Regions from separate parts of the Mus musculus genome. Here region 2 is linked to region 1. The links are chromatin loops, found by intact Hi-C in ENCODE. Cell type or tissue: left cerebral cortex. All regions are shown on one strand.

Evidence for each region. Hi-C counts contacts between places; a loop is a spot of excess contacts. Peaks named below come from ENCODE experiments on the same cell type or tissue, not always from the same donor. Only the 100,000 strongest peaks of a DNase experiment are listed, where the experiment ranks them.
Region 2: a loop joins it to region 1, with 5 times the contacts of the local background. A loop is called at or near these places in 25 of 42 quality-filtered maps.

What each region holds. Positions count from the first base shown.
Region 1 is chr6:82,993,620-83,001,619 of GRCm38, forward strand. All of the region lies in intron 4 of M1ap (meiosis 1 associated protein), which reads left to right. Among named protein-coding and RNA genes, the nearest start is that of Gm32644, 25 kb to the right of the region's middle. In left cerebral cortex, CTCF peaks have their summits at 3,223 (motif pointing right), 3,424 and 4,969 (motif pointing left); DNase peaks (open chromatin) are centred at 3,259, 4,287 and 4,605; H3K4me3 peaks cover 368 bases; H3K27ac peaks cover 828 bases.
Region 2 is chr6:83,162,372-83,170,371 of GRCm38, forward strand. It overlaps 1700003E16Rik (RIKEN cDNA 1700003E16 gene), which reads left to right. Exons shown (of 4, transcript NM_027948.1): 4 at 1-604. The coding sequence ends at 520. It overlaps Gm15624 (a long non-coding RNA gene), which reads right to left. Exons shown (of 2, transcript XR_003956319.1): 2 at 3,172-4,267. It also overlaps a transcript of Dctn1 not described here. Among named protein-coding and RNA genes, the nearest start is that of Gm15624, 6.4 kb to the right of the region's middle. In left cerebral cortex, CTCF peaks have their summits at 625 (motif pointing right), 3,271 (motif pointing right) and 4,165; DNase peaks (open chromatin) are centred at 604, 2,912, 3,344 and 3,795; H3K4me3 peaks cover 2,205 bases; H3K27ac peaks cover 2,316 bases.

The DNA of each region.
Region 1 (8,000 bases):
TTGTTGTTGTTGTTGTTTGAGACAGAGTCTTATTAGGTAGCCCTGGCTGCCATGGAATTGCCTATGTAGACTAGACTGGCCTTCAACTCACAGAGACCTATCTGCCTGCCCCTGCCTCCTGAGTGCTGGGATTAAAGACATTTGCCACCCTGCCTGGCCTCAGTCCCATTCTTTAAGCCTAAACTCCAAGCTGTTTTCAGTTTTCCCCACACTGTAGTACAAGGGCCAGCCAGGGCCTTGGGCTGAGCTAAAGCACTCTCTGGCTCTCTGGCTCTCTGTTTCAGTGGACTTCTTCCTCACTGTCTTTTAACTGGTGAGGTGGAAGCAGGAGCATTCCAGCGGCTTCCTGGCCAGGCAGCCTGGCCCAAACAGTAAGCCACTCACTCAGTGAGAAACTCTATCTAGAAATAAGGCAGAGAGCAATAGGGGAAGACTGATGTTCACCTCTGGCCTCCACACATGCAATCACAGGATCATGCACACCTGCACACATACATACACTCCCATACACAAAAATGAGGTGGGGGGGTTAATTAAAATCTAAGGCAAGTAAAGGTACTTTCTGCCAAGCGCAAAATCCTGAGGCTCCATACCCTAGTTCAATCGCTAGGACTCACTCGGTGGAAGAAGAGAGCCAGCTCTTGCAAGTTGCCATCTGACTACCCCATGCACACCATCACTCACTCACACACCCACCACACACACACTCACACACACACAAATAAATGTAATTTTTAATTAGTGTAGTTGGCAATATAAAAAGCCCTATGATGTCAAGGGACTTATAACATGGGGGAACTGATATCTAAACACGAAGAGGGGAATTTGTAGATACCTTTGGAATTTGTATGTGTTTGCTTTTGAGTCATCAGTTCCTCTTTCATGAACCCAGTATCCTGAGAAAACTCTTGCAGTGAGTCAAAAATGCAGACCCATGCAGAAGTACAGTCACAGTCATGCAACCTAGGTGTGTGCACGTGCTTTGGGGGGGTGGGGTGCATGCACACACACGCGCACGTGCTTTGGGATTTTCTTTGTTTTCAGAGACCTTTTCAACTTTGTCTGATTCAACCTAGCTCACTCTGCAAGCCTGGCGATCCAAGTTCAATCCCTGGACCTCACAGTGACGTTAGAGAACTGACTCCCAAAAGTTGCCCTCTGACCTCCACACATTTGCACCCTGCACACTTGCCACACATGTGTAGCAGTGTGCGCATGCTCACACACACGTAATAACGGCAATAATTTATGAATACAATGTTAAATGTTTAAAGGAGACAAGCACAGTGCTGTGGCTGTTGGGGCTGTGCCATCAGCCCTGCCCTTTCCCCTCTCCTTACCACGGTGCCTATGAAACCACTACTTCCCAGCCAGCTTCAACACTTTTAACTTTGAAAGTTATGTTAGTTTACATTAAATACTCTTAAGCTATATAATACATAAATTAATATCTGCAGGAGGAATAAAAGACTTTTGTTTTAAAACATGGCCTCTTTATGGGACAGAGACTGCCCTGGTACTCAGGAGCCATCCCATAGCCAAATTCACAGCAATTCTGTGCCAGCCTCCCTAGAGCTGCGACTATAGGCATGTGCTCCCATGAAGAAGTCTTAAATATCTCCTAAGACTAGTGTTTAGCAAGCCAAATACTACTTTATCTGTTTTTATTCTTTGCTGATGTGGGGGGTATGTGTAGAAGCCAGAGCACAGCAGTGCCATCCTCAGGAATGCCACCCACCTCCTTTGACACAGGGTCTCTGCTGGTTCTAGAGTTCACCACCGAGACTAGACTGGCTATCCAGTGAGCCCAGGTATCCTCCTGCCTCCACACCACCATGCCCTAGCATTTTCACATTAGTTCTGGGTTTGAACTCAGGCCCTCATGCTTGAGAGGCAAAACCCTTACCAACTGAGCCATCTCTCCAGCGCCAGGTAATATTTTAGACTTTGGCACACCTCAGTCACTACTAAGTGACATCTTTAACATAGAGTCGTCTTCTTCTTCTTCTTCTTCTTCTTCTTCTTCTTCTTCTTCTTCTTCTTCTTCTTCTTCTTCCTCTTCTTCTTCTATGATATGAAAATGGGACCGTTGTTTAAGAACTGTAGTTAAAGCCGGGAGTGGTGGCGCACACCTTTAATCCCAGCACTTGGGAGGCAGAGGCAGGCGGATTTCTGAGTTCGAGGCCAGCCTGGTAAGTAAGTTCCAGGACAGCCAGGGCTACACAGAGAAACCCTGTCTCGAAAAACCAAAAAAAAAAAAACAAAAAACAAAAAACTGTAGTTAGGCTCTGGAGAGATGGCTCAGCGGTTAAGAGCACTGACTGCTCTTTCAGAGGTCTTGAGTTCAATTCCCAGCAACCACATGGTGGCTCACAACCATCTGTAATGAGATCTTGTAAGGGCACTCTTCTGGTGTGTCTGAAGACAGTATACTCACATATATCAAATAAATAAATCTTGAGAGAGAGAGAGAGAGAGAGAGAGAGCTGGGCCATGGTGGCACATGCCTTTAATCCCAGCACTTGAGAGGCAGAGGCAGGTGGAACTCTGAGTTTGAGGCCAGCCTGCTCTACAAAGTGAGTTCCAGGACAGCCAGGGCTACACAGAGAAACCTGTCTCAGAAAAACAAACAAACAAACAAACAAACCTGTAGTTAAGATATATTTTTCTTCCAATTTGGATCACATACTTCACTAAAAAGAAAAAAGTGAAAGAAACGGCAAGACTTTGAGCATCTCAAATGTTCACATCACTGTAGATGTAGACTTCCTCAGCAGCAACTTTTTAATCTTTATTCCCAAGAGCTGCATGGCACTTAAAAGTCTGCAATGCTTCTAGGTGACCAGTGTCCTTATTTCATATCCAGTGGGCTCTCAGCCTAGCCATCACTATCATTTCCAGCTCAGAGGAATAGCTACTTTCCTGTTGCTGTGATGAAATACCATGACCAAAGCAACTTAGAGAAGAAAGTTTGTTTGGGCTTATGGTGCACAGGGGGCTGAGTTTACAATGGTGAGGAATAGCATGGCAGCAGGCATGCCGGCAGGAGCAGGAAGCCGAGAGCTTCAGCCACAAACACAAAGAAAAGAAGAGCAAGCTGGCTGTCGGGTCAGTCCTTAAGCTCTTCAAGCCCATTCCCAGCGAAACACTTCCTCCAGCACCCACGTGGCAGTTCATAATAAATCCAAGTGAAGGCTGTCACTGCTGTGGCCACTAGGGGGCAGAATAAGTCCACACATAGACTGTGGATGCCACCTCCTATGGCTTACAGGGACTCAGGCAAGGTTGTTCCAATGGTTAGCTGTAGTTTCGAGCGGCACCGCGTCAAGGGGCCTGTTTCATCAGATGCGTAATGCCTTGCTTTCTGGGAGGAGCTATGCTTCAGTATTATCTAAGAAGAACAATATCTCCTTCCCAGCTCTCCCGTTTAGCACATTTAGTTATGTTTGTGAGCAATGCTGCAGTGGGCGCTGCTGTTCTAACCCAGAGGAAAGCAGAAGCCAAGGAGGATGACCTAGCAAAACACAGTTTGAAGAAAAAGGAAAGTACCTTTTTTTTTCTGCCCATGAGAGTAGGGAAGAGTAGAAGGGCCGGGCGTGTGGCACAGTTACTAGCATGCTTGCCTTACATGCATGAAGCCCTGGGTTTGACCCTCAGCACCACATAAACTATGGTGTGGTGGTGAATGCCAACCCTCATCATCCCCACAACTTGAGAAGTGGAGACAGGAAGATGAGAAGGGCAAGGTCATCCTTGTCTATATAATGAGTTTGAGACCAAGCTGGACCATGTGAGACCCTGTTTCATGTCAGAGTGACAGCAAGAAAGGGAGGGAAAGATAAAGAAATGGAAGAGGAACGGGAGGATGAAGGCAGTGGCTGACCTACTGCATGCTGTTCTTAAACAACGTACACTGTAGTGTGTTATGATAACTAGGAAATAGGTTCTAGTGTCCCTGCTGCTCCCAAAAACACACAACTAACAACATCCCAGGCACAGCTCAAGTCCTGATCTTGCTACTAAATCACACTGCCTTTCAAAAACTCGGGGAAATAAAGCCTTCAACAGAAATAAATTAACAAGTATGATTAATACTGCACAATGAAGCTCACAAGCACCCCTCCGTTACTAATTAAAGCAGACAAGGAAAGATCATATGAGCACAGCTCCTGGACAACGTTCTGAGTCAAAGGCTGGAGGAGGTGCAAGGCCTCGGATTAACAGAGTAATAAAAGCCCTAAGGAAGGAAGGAAGTCACGTGACAAGGAGACTAACTTAGCTGAAGCAGAAGGGTCACAGGAAAAGCAATGGGAGTGACAGGCCTCTGCCAAGGCCCCAGCTGGGGGATGGGGCAGGATGGACATGAAAAGAAGCCTGCACTTAAATGGGGAAGATCAAATGTGTGACAACACAAACTATACAATGAGCTATCTGCCTCGCCATCATCACCTACACATGAAGGGTGGGTCAGGACAGGTACAGGTGGCATTTGAACTGGATCTTGAAAAACCAGGGTGTCAACGGGGGCAATGGGGAGGAGCGCCCTGGACCATCACAGAGGAAGAGGAAGGCGGAGTCTCTGAAGAGTGATGGCTCCACGAGGAGGTGACAATAGAATTCAACCTGAGCCCTTAGGAGGAGCAGCCAGTGCTTGTCCCTGAAAGGATGCCATTTCTTCTGAGACAGCAGAATCAAGGTTCCAACCTGAAGCCCAGCACCTCTGTGGGGATGACACGAGAATCTCTTCAAACAAGAAAACTCTGCTGTTACTCTCCCCCAGAGTGTGTGAGTTAGGAGGTGAGAAATGAAGGCTGGAAAGATGGCTCCACAGTGACAAGCACTGGCTGCTCTCCTGGAGGACCCGGGTTTGAGTGCCAACAATTCCCAGCACTCACAAGGTGGCTCACAGCCACCTGTAACTCCAGTTCCAGGAAATCTACTGCCATCTTCTGGCCTCTGTGAACACCACACACACATGGTCCCCCACACGTGCACGTAGGCAAAAAACACCTATACACACAAAAATACATGAAATAAACTTTTAAAAAGTTAGAAACACTAACAATGGACAGTGCTGAGAAGACTGCCTGCCTGACTCATCTGGAGAACAAGGCAGGGCGTTCTCCATTGTACAACACGTGCTGCGTTCAAGAACCCGTTCCTCAGAGTCGTTTTTTTTTTTTTTTTTTTTTTTTTTTTTTTTTTTTTTGCCTGCACCCTCAGACATGTCGCTTCCCAACCTCAGAACTAATGGAAAAGCCGAACATTTTAGAGAGGGAATTGTCACTGCGGTAATCCACAAGAACAGAGGTGACATCCACATCTCTGCCGCTGGGACACATCTAGGAACCTGAATCTTTGTTGCTTCCTCTCTTAGTGTTCCATTTCTGATGAGTTTTCTCCCTACCCGTCCTCTAAGCCGTGACGAAACCATCAGCAAAGCTACAGCAAAACCTTGAGGCCTGCACGCCCCCCTCGTGCATAGCGTCACGCTTATCTTCTGGTCTAGCTTTAGCATATTTGCTGTTAAAAAAAAAATTCTCCTTCATTTCTTTCTTTGACCTTTCTTTAAAAGATACAGTTTCACTGTGTTTCTCTGGCTGACTTGGAAGTCTCAGTGTAAAATAGGCTGGCTTTGAACTTACAGAGATCCACCTACCTCTGCCTCCTGCATGCTGGGTAAAGCATGGGCCACCACACCCAGCTTCATCCCCTTCTTCTCAGCAGAACTACTTTTCCTTGGCCTCGCCATTCCATGTTAGCTGTACAGTTTTAGAAAACCCTTTTCAATGTTGTTGTTGATGATGTTGTTGAGTGATGGTGGTGGTGGTGATGATGATTCTATGAAGAATGATGTCTTGTCCCCTCCCGCTACCCATCAGGGGAGTTCCCAATCTTCTACCCTTTATACTTACTTCTCTGAGACTCTCGGGGTTTGGTTTTTTTTATATATATACTTTATGTATATGAATGTTTTGTGTGTACATGTACCACATGTGTGTCTGGGGAAGCCAGAGGGTGGTCAGTTGGATCCCCTGAACAGGAGCTACAGGCAGTCATTAGCCAAATGCAGGCGTGGGGAAATTGAACCCAGGTCTCCTGAAAAAGCAGCCAGTGCTCTTGACCACAGAGCCACCTCTCCAGCCCCTCAAGTCCATCTCTCTAGCTCTATCCTTGCCTTGTTGCTTTCATAGTTCTTTTGCCTCACTAAGGACCAGCCACCCCCTCACTGTGTTTGCCTCTGTCGTCACCAGACGAGCCACATTAGTTATTTAAATGCTGCTCTGGCAATATCTTGTGCTTATTATTCTAGCACCATAAAACACAATGGAGCGGACAGGAGTCTGAGACGGAGTTCTCAAGGCTGCTGCTTTAGAAACTCAACAGGGACAGAGAGAGTTGTGTGTCCCTGATGAGATGAACGAAACAGCTAGAAATGAATGAATCTGCATAACTGTTTAGCAGAGTTGATCGTGCTGGCCAGGGAAAAAAAAGTGTACTGTACTTGCTATCCCTGTGGGAGACAGGAGAAGTCCTTGAATGAATGTGAAGTCATCTCACTCCCTGCGCCTCCTGCGTTGGAGCCAGCACCATGGACTGAACCTTCTTTGTTCCTGAGGTGGAAAAGTCTGCCGCCTCTACCAACCTCTCCTCAGGAATGTCGCTCTAGAAATAACCTGCCTGGCATTCGCGAGTCATACACAGAAGTTATTCATCCAAACCCTGGCTTTTCTTAGGCCCTTTGTATCTCAGTGGACCCTCAGGGTCTCTCCTCAGCTCTTCCCTCCCCGCCTCTGTCCATGCCTCCGCCACTACCTTCTCTCTGGCTTTCCCTGACCTTTACTTGTAGAAGCAGATGCCAGCGTCAGAGGTAGAACTGGCTGACTTCAGAAGTGCCCCCAGGAAAGCCTGTTAACTCACCTACCCAGGGCCTCTCATCACACAGCAGCCTAGCCCCTCACCTTGGATGCCAATCACACTTGTGAGACAGTGTGCCAATGAGTTACTCTGTAATCTGTACGATAAGGTAGGGCCAATATAATAGTTCGCCTTTTTTTTTTTCTTTTAAATGTTAAGATTCATTTTAACAGAAGTAATAATTAAACACATTTTTACTAAAAATGATAACATAGAACTGATATGTCCCTCGTTAATAACTAACGAGGGTTGCGGGCCGACCAGCAGCTCGAGAGGAACGGTTCAATTGAGATGGCAGCTTGGGCTGAAAGAGAGGAACTAAACGAACGGAAGAAAGAACAGAGCCAAGTCAAAATCAACTCTGATCAAAGCTCAATTTTACTATTCCAACATGCAGTTATGAAGGAGGGGAAGGGGGACCGATTCCCGCCAAATAGTCCTGGAGTCCAGTAGCAGGGTGACCACGTGTATGGCTCCGAACAGCAGTGGGCGTGGCAGAACGATTGAGTGGCAAGCTCCATCCAGGTGTAAACAGTGGAACCATTAAGGCTGGGGGAGTGGAGGCTACAAACGAGCCTTGCTGTGTAGTTTTTCCTAGCTTTTATACTCTAGAATATTTTTGGTGTTCTCTAAAGATTCATTTTATTTATTTGGGGTGTGTGTGTGTGTGTGTGTGTGTGTACGCCCATGGAGACCAGAGGAGAGCACTGGACCCCTCCTGGGAGCTGGAGTTCCAGTGTGAGCTTGGGAACTGAACTCTGGTCCTTTACGAGAACCACAAGCACTCTTAACTTTTGAGTCATCTCTCCAGCGCCTAAGAATATTTCAAAACAGAAATAGACAATTAAGATAAATTTAAAGACTGTAGGAGTGTGAATAAAGAGAGACTGTGTCTCAGAACCCTGCCCATTTCTGCTTCCTAGCAGCTGATAACTGGATGGCAGCCTTTCAGACCTTTATAGTAGGTTCGTGTATGTACTTACAGATGCACGTTTGCAGGTACAGACTCATGGATTCACGTTCACAGGTAGTTTTACATTCATACAAATAGGATCATATTACTCCTTTCTAAATTTCCATGT
Region 2 (8,000 bases), 170 kb after region 1:
CGTGCCATTCCTCAGCCCCGGGTTCCGCTTCCTCCCTAGAAACCCAATCCCTCCCGACGTCGCCAGCACCCCTACCCCCAAACTATGGCCCCTAGCTAAGTGGCCAAGTGGCTGGGAGCGGGAGGCGGAGCAGCTGGGAGAGCTGTGGGCGGGTCGGACTCGCGTGCCTCCACAGGGTCAGGAACCTGTGGAGGTGACACCTTTGGAGGAGGACTCTGGATGGCCCCTAGCGGCGCCCCAGGTCCTCGAGGCTACGTCCCAAGTGCTTTGGAAGCCCATGGTTATTTCAGAAACCATGAAGCTGGTTCCTGGTGTGAGTATGTGGAACCGGGGAACCCAGGAGCTGCTCAATCCTGCTGTCATCCGGAAGGAGGCTGAAGAAGGCACCCCCCAGGCGCCTGAGCAGCAACCCATCCAGACAGGTGTGTCCAAGCCTCAGGTGATTATGAAACAGATAAGGAACGAGACCCCCAAAGCCTGGCTGCTCCCCACCAAGCCTGTGCCCCACTCTGGGTCCTGAGCCTCCACACTGGGAAATGGACCTTGCTCAAAAATAAACGAATTGCCGCAGGAACTGACTGGCAAAGATGGTGCCATTTCTTCCAAACCTGTTTATTTCCTTAACGGGACTCCAGGGGGCGCAGTTGTCATGGCTTAGGAGACAAGGCTTAGGGATAAGGTTGTTCCCTAGCGTTCTCTGTCTCACCTCCACCACCCCCCACCCCCCCTGTCCTCAAAACACTCGTTAAAAGGGAAGATAGAAGGACCGTAAGGTAAATCTGGCTCCCAGGCAGAACTTTGTCCTTTCAGTAAGGGAGGAAGTGCATAACTGTGATTATAAGCATAGAGTGAGTCCACACATTAATTCGCTCTCCTTTCCTAGCTCCTGGAGCTTATTAGTTCATCTTGGATTGAAACACCTATTTTTTTCCGTTTGATTTTTACTCCTGTGTTCAGGGAAATGAACCTAGAATTTTGCATATGACAGAAAAACATTGTATCAACCAGACACATACACACAGCCAATACATTTTAAGCAATTAATATATACACAAATATGCTCACATGTGAAATGTCCTATGTACCCTCATGGTTGCACAACACGGAACAGCAAAAGACTAGAAAGTGGGCCAGGAGGCTGGCTCAGCCAGTAGAGCACTTACTATGTAAAGCAAAGCATTGAGGACCTGCAAATAAGCCCCCAGCCCATACTCTCCATTCTGGGGAAGTTTAGATGGGACAAGCCCTAGGGTTTGCTGGCCAGCCAGTCTAGCCAGAATTGAATTCCAGGTTCAGTGAGAGACCCTTTCTCAAAATAATAATAATAATAATAATAATAATAATAATAATGAGGAGGAGGAGGAGGAGGAGGGTGATTGAGGAAGAGATTCCAGGTCAACTTCTGGCTTCCAAATGCACATACACGCATGTGTGCTCCCACAAACATGAACACACATGCATACAACTGGAAACAAAGTAACTAGAGGAATCCAGTTGATAAATATGTACACCTACACATGAGGATCTCTCTCTGTTTTTCAAGAGATGTTCTCTTGTAGTGCAGGATGGCTGTCAGGCCATGGGTGGCCTTGAACTCCTCATACCTAAACCTCCCAAGTGCTGAGATTTCAAATACAGCTTGTATAACCGGAAAACATTTACCCACTTCATTTGAATTTGATGGCTCAGTGTTAGTTAAGAGTGGTTACTGGCAGCTCTTCCAAAAGACCTGAGTTCAATTCCCAGCACCCACATGGCTCCGCTCACAACCATCTCCAACCAGTTCTAGCTCCAGGGGACCTAAGCCCTTTTCTGTCTTTCCCATGTGCCTGGTGTGCAGACATACCATACATGTAGGCAAAACACTCATAAAATATAAACCTTACAGATTCTATAAAGGAAAAAAGGCAGAATGTAAGTCTCTATACTGTACTACCTATTGCATAAGAGATGAAAGGAGTAGAACTCTGTGTTCATAAGAGCCTGTATTTAAAACATCTACCAGATGACCAAGAAACCAATTACCTGTAGCAAGCAAGAAGGTTATACTAGGGTGGGACAAGGGCTAAAGGGAGGCTTCTCAGTACATACTTTTCCAGGGGGCTTGAGATGTGGTACTTTCTGTCAGCTTTCTCTGTATGTCCCTGGATGTCCTGGAACTAGCTCTGTAGATCAAGCTGGCTAGTAGTCAGTGCTCTTATCCACTGAGCCATCGCCGCAGCCCAATCCTGGCTATGTAATCCTGACTGGCCTGGAACTTAATCCATACTACAGGCTGGCCTTCAGCTTTTAGAGAACCACCTTCCCCTGCATTTAGAGTGCTGGAATTAAAGGCATGTACCATCATGTTTGGCCCAGTAAATACTTAAGTATTAATTTTATTATTATATTTCATTTGGTAGTTTGTGTGTACAGTGTATATGTGTATGTGGTGGTGGTGTGTGTATGTGTGTGTATGTGTGATATGTGGTGTGCGTGTGGTCTGGTGTGTCCGTGTGTTTGGTCAGTTCTCTCCTATCTTCACGTGGATTCCAGGAATCACACTCAAGTTGTCAGGCTTGTATGGTAAGTCCCTTTAGTTGCTGACCCATTCCACAGGCTCCAGTTTGATTTTTGAATGGTAGGAATGCATTGTATGTTCAGAATAAATAGAAATATTTAGAAGGTGAAATGGGGGTGAGAGGATTGCTATAGAGGAGGTGTCCATTCTTTCTAGATCCTGTCACTGACAGTCATTTTACAAATAAGGACATGATACTGAGAGGCTGTTACCAGCACAGGATTTCACACAGCTCATAGACTGGAGGAGGAATTGGAACCGGTCTGTGAAATCCTAACTCCTCCTCCTGTGGAGTTGCACATTTGCTTGATCCTTCCTTCATGCCTGCCTAAATCATTGTATACTTGGTACCTTAGTACCTCAGGCTAATTTAGAACTCGGGGCAATCCTCCTGCCTCATCCTGTCTAGTACTGGATTGTCGCTAGTTTTAACAAGCCAGTTAACTCTCAAAAGCTAGCAATAAGCCACTGAAGACAAAAGGACTGTTGAAACTTTCTATACCACCTCCATTGAAAAGACGCACCTCAATGCTGCTGACAGCAATGGTTCTAGACAGTTCCGTTTCTGGGGGATGGGGGTTGAGGAATGCTGAAGAGGGGAGAAAAAAAGGGAATGGACATCTTAATTTATTTCTCCCGATCTCCAGGCCATAATTGTCACTTTTTGAGATCAAAACAAAATTCCCAATCCTTCCCCTAAGATCCTCCTCCAGCAGAGGGCGTTCACCCCGCCCCGCCTCACGACCGCGGTCCTAATCCACTTCCCAGACGTAGTGCGCGTGCGCATGCACACATGCACGCATCCTGCCGCAGGTGTCTAGCTCAGTGCCTTATCGATGTTTTCTCTGCCTCGCTTGGCGAGACCTTGTCAGCTAGGGCGAGGCAGCAGGAATGAGGAGACTGCTCACAGAAATCTAGAGTTTTCTGGGACCCGAGGGCTTTGGGGATCACTGCGGGAGCGGGCGGCGCGCAGGGCAGTCCGTGGGGCGGGGCGGGGCGGGGCAGCAAGTCCGGAGCGGCGGGCGGCGGCGGGGCCGATCGGGGCGCGGAGCCCTGACAGCAGGTACGCGGGCGGCGACCCCGCCGACTGTCTGCTGAGCTGCCCCGAAGCTCTCGCGGAGCTGGCGGGGACTCGGGGTTAGGACTTGGTGGGCTCGAAGGGTGGGTGGCACCCGGGCGGGCGGCCGGGCAGGCCTGGGGCCCCGCTGAGCGCTTCTCCCAGGCTTGCCCACTCTCCTTCAGATTTGCGAGGGGCCCCTGCTTACTGTGACACCGTAGTGAGCGCAGGCTTTCTGTGGGCACGTGTTTAGGAATTTGTGTTAAACGAAGACAAAAATTAATCCTAGAGGGTTCAGACGTGGAGGGTCTGGAAATGCGTTTGATGTGTGAGTACGCCTTGTCCTGGGGTCCAACTAGGCTTACAAAACGATCCTTGTGTAGTCGTCTTGTACACACACCTCTCGTAACTGAGCAGGACGACAGCTAAAGCACACAGATGCGAAATTGCTGTTTTCAAAGAGGCAGGTCTTTAGACTGAAATCCATTTACAGCAGCGCAGAGAGCTGCAAGCGGCTGCTGGCCCCTTGTTACCCTGGTGTACTTAAAAGGTACTGAGAATGGAAGAACTGTGTCAGAAATTGGCGTCCTTAGCCTACTGTGCTGTCAAAGCCTGTCTTCTTGTACTGTATTTAAACAGATAAGGATAACCTAAAAAATAGGAAAATATGTATGAGTGTAGGGACCAGAAATGTCAGGCCCCTGCAGCTGGAGTTAGAGCCAGTTGTAGTTCTAGTAACTGAAGTCAGGTCCTCTGTAAGAACAGTAGGTGCTCTTAACCACTGAACCAGCTCTTCAGCTCCATAACTTTATTATGTAAAAGGTGCTTTGCATTCATATATATATTTGAAAGTTCAGGTTTTCTCAGCAGACTATTTCAGAACTTTTAGTATGCTGGATATATTTCTCAAGAGTCTCTAGGGCATGTGTATGTGTGTGTATGTATGTGTGTATGTATGTGTGTGTGTGTGTGTGTGTATATATGTATGTATATATATATATATATGCATAATCTCCCCCAAATAGACAGGGAGATACTGGATTTTTGTTTGTTTGTTTGCTTGCTTGCTTGCTTGCTTGAGTTTTGGTCGTGTCTACTTAACGTCTGGTGCTGTTTTTGGAAATGAAGTTCCCGAGGTAGAAACCCACCATTGTAAAGGGGCAGTGTGTGCCAGTGGTTTTTACTTTAATGGAGGTATGTGTTTAATAGAGTCTGGTGGAAATATAGCTCTTATCTAGTCTGCATTTGTAACAGGTTCTCAGGTGATGCTGTTCAGGGGCAAGATCTTAGCTGACAGGCACATTTTGCTACCTGCTATGTAGAACAAACTACTGCTCTGGGTTAGTTACTTTATCCAGCCCTTAAACCAGGAGTTAGGACCAGAAGACCTCTCAGCCTCCTCTCATCTCAGTGCTGGGCTTCTAACCGCAGCCACCTTTGCTGTAGCTGACCTCCATATGTGATACTCTTGTCAGTTTGGCAAATTTTGCAATCAGGCTTGAACAGTTCTAATAATGGGGAAATAACTGAATATGCCCCCCCCCCCCCCGAGATAGAGGCTGGCCTCAAACTCCCTGTGTAGCCACAACTGGCCTTCAGTGCCTGCTTCTCCTGAACACCCCAGTTGCTAGGATTCTTAGTGTAAGCCTCCCTGTGGCATCTGTCCTTGTCTAGGCTATCTCTTAGAGTTAAACCAAGGAAAAGCTGACTTTCCAGGTGTGGGTAACACTCAACTTGGGTGCTGTTTTTGTTTTTTGAGACAGTGTTTTTCTGTGTAGTCCTGGCTGTCCTGGAACTCACTCTGTAGACCAGGCAGCCTTGAACTTAGAGATCCGACTCCCAAGTGCTGGGATTAAAAATGGGAGCTACCAGGAGTGAGCCTGGTTTTGTAGTATTCAACTTTAATGCCAACACTTGGGAGGCAGAGGTAAGTGAATCTCTGTGAGTTCGAGTACATCCTGGTCTCCAGAGTGAGTTCCAGGACAGCTTGGGCTACATGGACAGACTGTCTCAAAACACAAACAAACAAAAAAAGTTAACTCTTACCAGGTGAGGTGGCATATACCTTTAATCCCAGCACTCGGGAGGCAGAAGCAGGCAGATCTCTGTGAGTTTGAGGTTAGCTTACTCTACATATTGAACTCCAGGACAGCCATGGCTACTTAAACAAGAATAAAACTGAAAGTTGGCTTTTAAGCCATGCTTGTGATACCTGTTTATAAGCCTAGCCCCTGAGAGGTAAATACAGGAAGATTTCTTTGAGTTTGGGGACAGTCTGGGCTACTTAGTGAGTTTCAAGCTAGCCCCAGCTACAGAGGCCCTGCCTCAAAAAACACTGAGGGAAGCTGAGGAGGACATTGCCTCTTCCAGCATCAGATGACAGATATTCCCAGCGTTTTTCTTCAAACCGAATCAATGCTTAATTCTTTCATCACATTTAAGAAGATTCGTTCTTAAATCTGTCTCTGTTTGTACGTAGTGGAGCATTAGCTAGACGTTGAAGGGTGGGCGTGGTGTGTAAGACTATAGAAAGCACTGGGAACAGCCTTGGTGGGGCAGAGGAGACTGCACACACCGAACCGGGGACTGTTAGACGATCGCGGTGAAGGTGGTGGATGGACAGTGAAGAGAGCAGCGCTTGAGAAGTATTCACCTTACTGTGCTGTCAAAAGTGGTCAGAAGTGAGGGAGGAGAGGCCAGGAGTTTGCATGCAAACCGATAATTTAGACCGACGATTAGAACAGTAACGCCTGGCTTTATGTTTAACTGTGTAGATCACAGAGCTTTTTTGGGCATGATCTCACTTGATGTAATTTCCTGTAAGGTGGGACAAGCAACAGATGGAGAAGCACCAAAAAGAAGAAATGAGTTGCTCTAATCTTCAAAGCTATGGAATGGCAGATAGGAAGAATGGAGAAAGGAAGGGTGTGTGGGTAGTGACTGAGGCCTGGCTGGACGTGAGGGTGCAGAGGAGAAGACACTGAACGGAAGGAGTCAGAGGGGCTGGGAGAATTGCAAGAGCGTCCACAGCTGCCTCTGGGTTCTGTGCAGCCCCAGCAGTGGTTGTGGCTGCCTGGAGGTGGAGGTTAGCAAAGATCGGAGTTGTCGTGGTCTGCTAAGAGGCTAGGGAGTTATGGAGGGGATGGCAGATGTCTGCGAATCAGGGGAGATGGAAACTGGGTTCTCAGTGTCCTCCGTCACCCAGTACAGCAGTTAGTTCTGGGAGCCAGTGGTCTATCAATCCAGTGATCTTTGTTAATCGGAGTGTGTGACCAGGACAAGGTAAGAGACTGCCTGACGCAAATGTGTCTTAGGGACCTTGCCATCTTGGGATTCTGGCTTTGGCTTATTGATAATTTTTTTTTGGTATTGAGTGGCATTAGTTGAGGTGTGCATCCTCACCTTTTCTCTGCTTTTCTGCAGCAGAGAGCGGGGCTTTGGTGCCCTTAGAGCCTTTTGAAGAACATTCCTTCTCAGAAGATCTGCATTTTACTTAGAGCCTGTCTGGTCTGTGGTTCCTTTACCATGGAAGCATATGAGTTTAGGTGCTTATCTGAAAGAGCTTCATGCACTGCTCTGTGTGTGTGTGTGTGTGTGTGTGTGTGGTATGTATGTACAAGTGTACTTCCCCCCACCCTGTGGTGTTTGTTTTTTAAAGAATTATTGAATGTATGTGAGTACACTGTAGCTATCTTTAGACACACCAGAAGAGGGCATCAGATCCCATTACAGATGGTTGTGAACTCAGGACCTCTGGAAGAGCAGTCATTGCTCTTAACTAGCCATCTCTCCAGCCTGTTTGTTTTTTGTTTTTTGGTATGTGTGAATGTGGTGTGATATCTGCACATATGTGTCTGAGTGTGTGTCCCTGTGCACATCCCTGGAGGTCAAAGAAGGAAGCTTTCTCTAACACTCTATTCCTTTGTTTGTTTTGTTTGTTTGTTTGAGACAGAGTCTCACTATGGGCCTCTTGAAGCAGCCAGCAAACACCGACAATACTGTCTTCTCCCTCACAGTGCTGAGCTTGCTAGTGGGTACTCGAGCCTGAACTTAGGCCTTTGCGGTTGCACATTGCTGTCTTAACCTCTGAGTCAGCTCTCCAGCTCTGCTTTTATGGGCTGGCCCTGATCTTATGCCCGGAGCCCGGCTGGCACAATAACTTTTGACTATTATGTCCCTCTCTGGGCAAGGCACTGTGCTCAGTGCTTAGACACTTTGGGGTCCTCCTCCTCTTAGGGGGAGGTTGGACAGAAGATGGTAGGCAGTATTTTCAGTAAAGTGTGGTGCTGTAACAAAACTTTGTCCAAGGTGTCTATACAAGGGCAGAAAGGAAATAACAGGCTCTCCAGGGAGAAGCTGGGGAATTTCAGGAAGGAGATGACT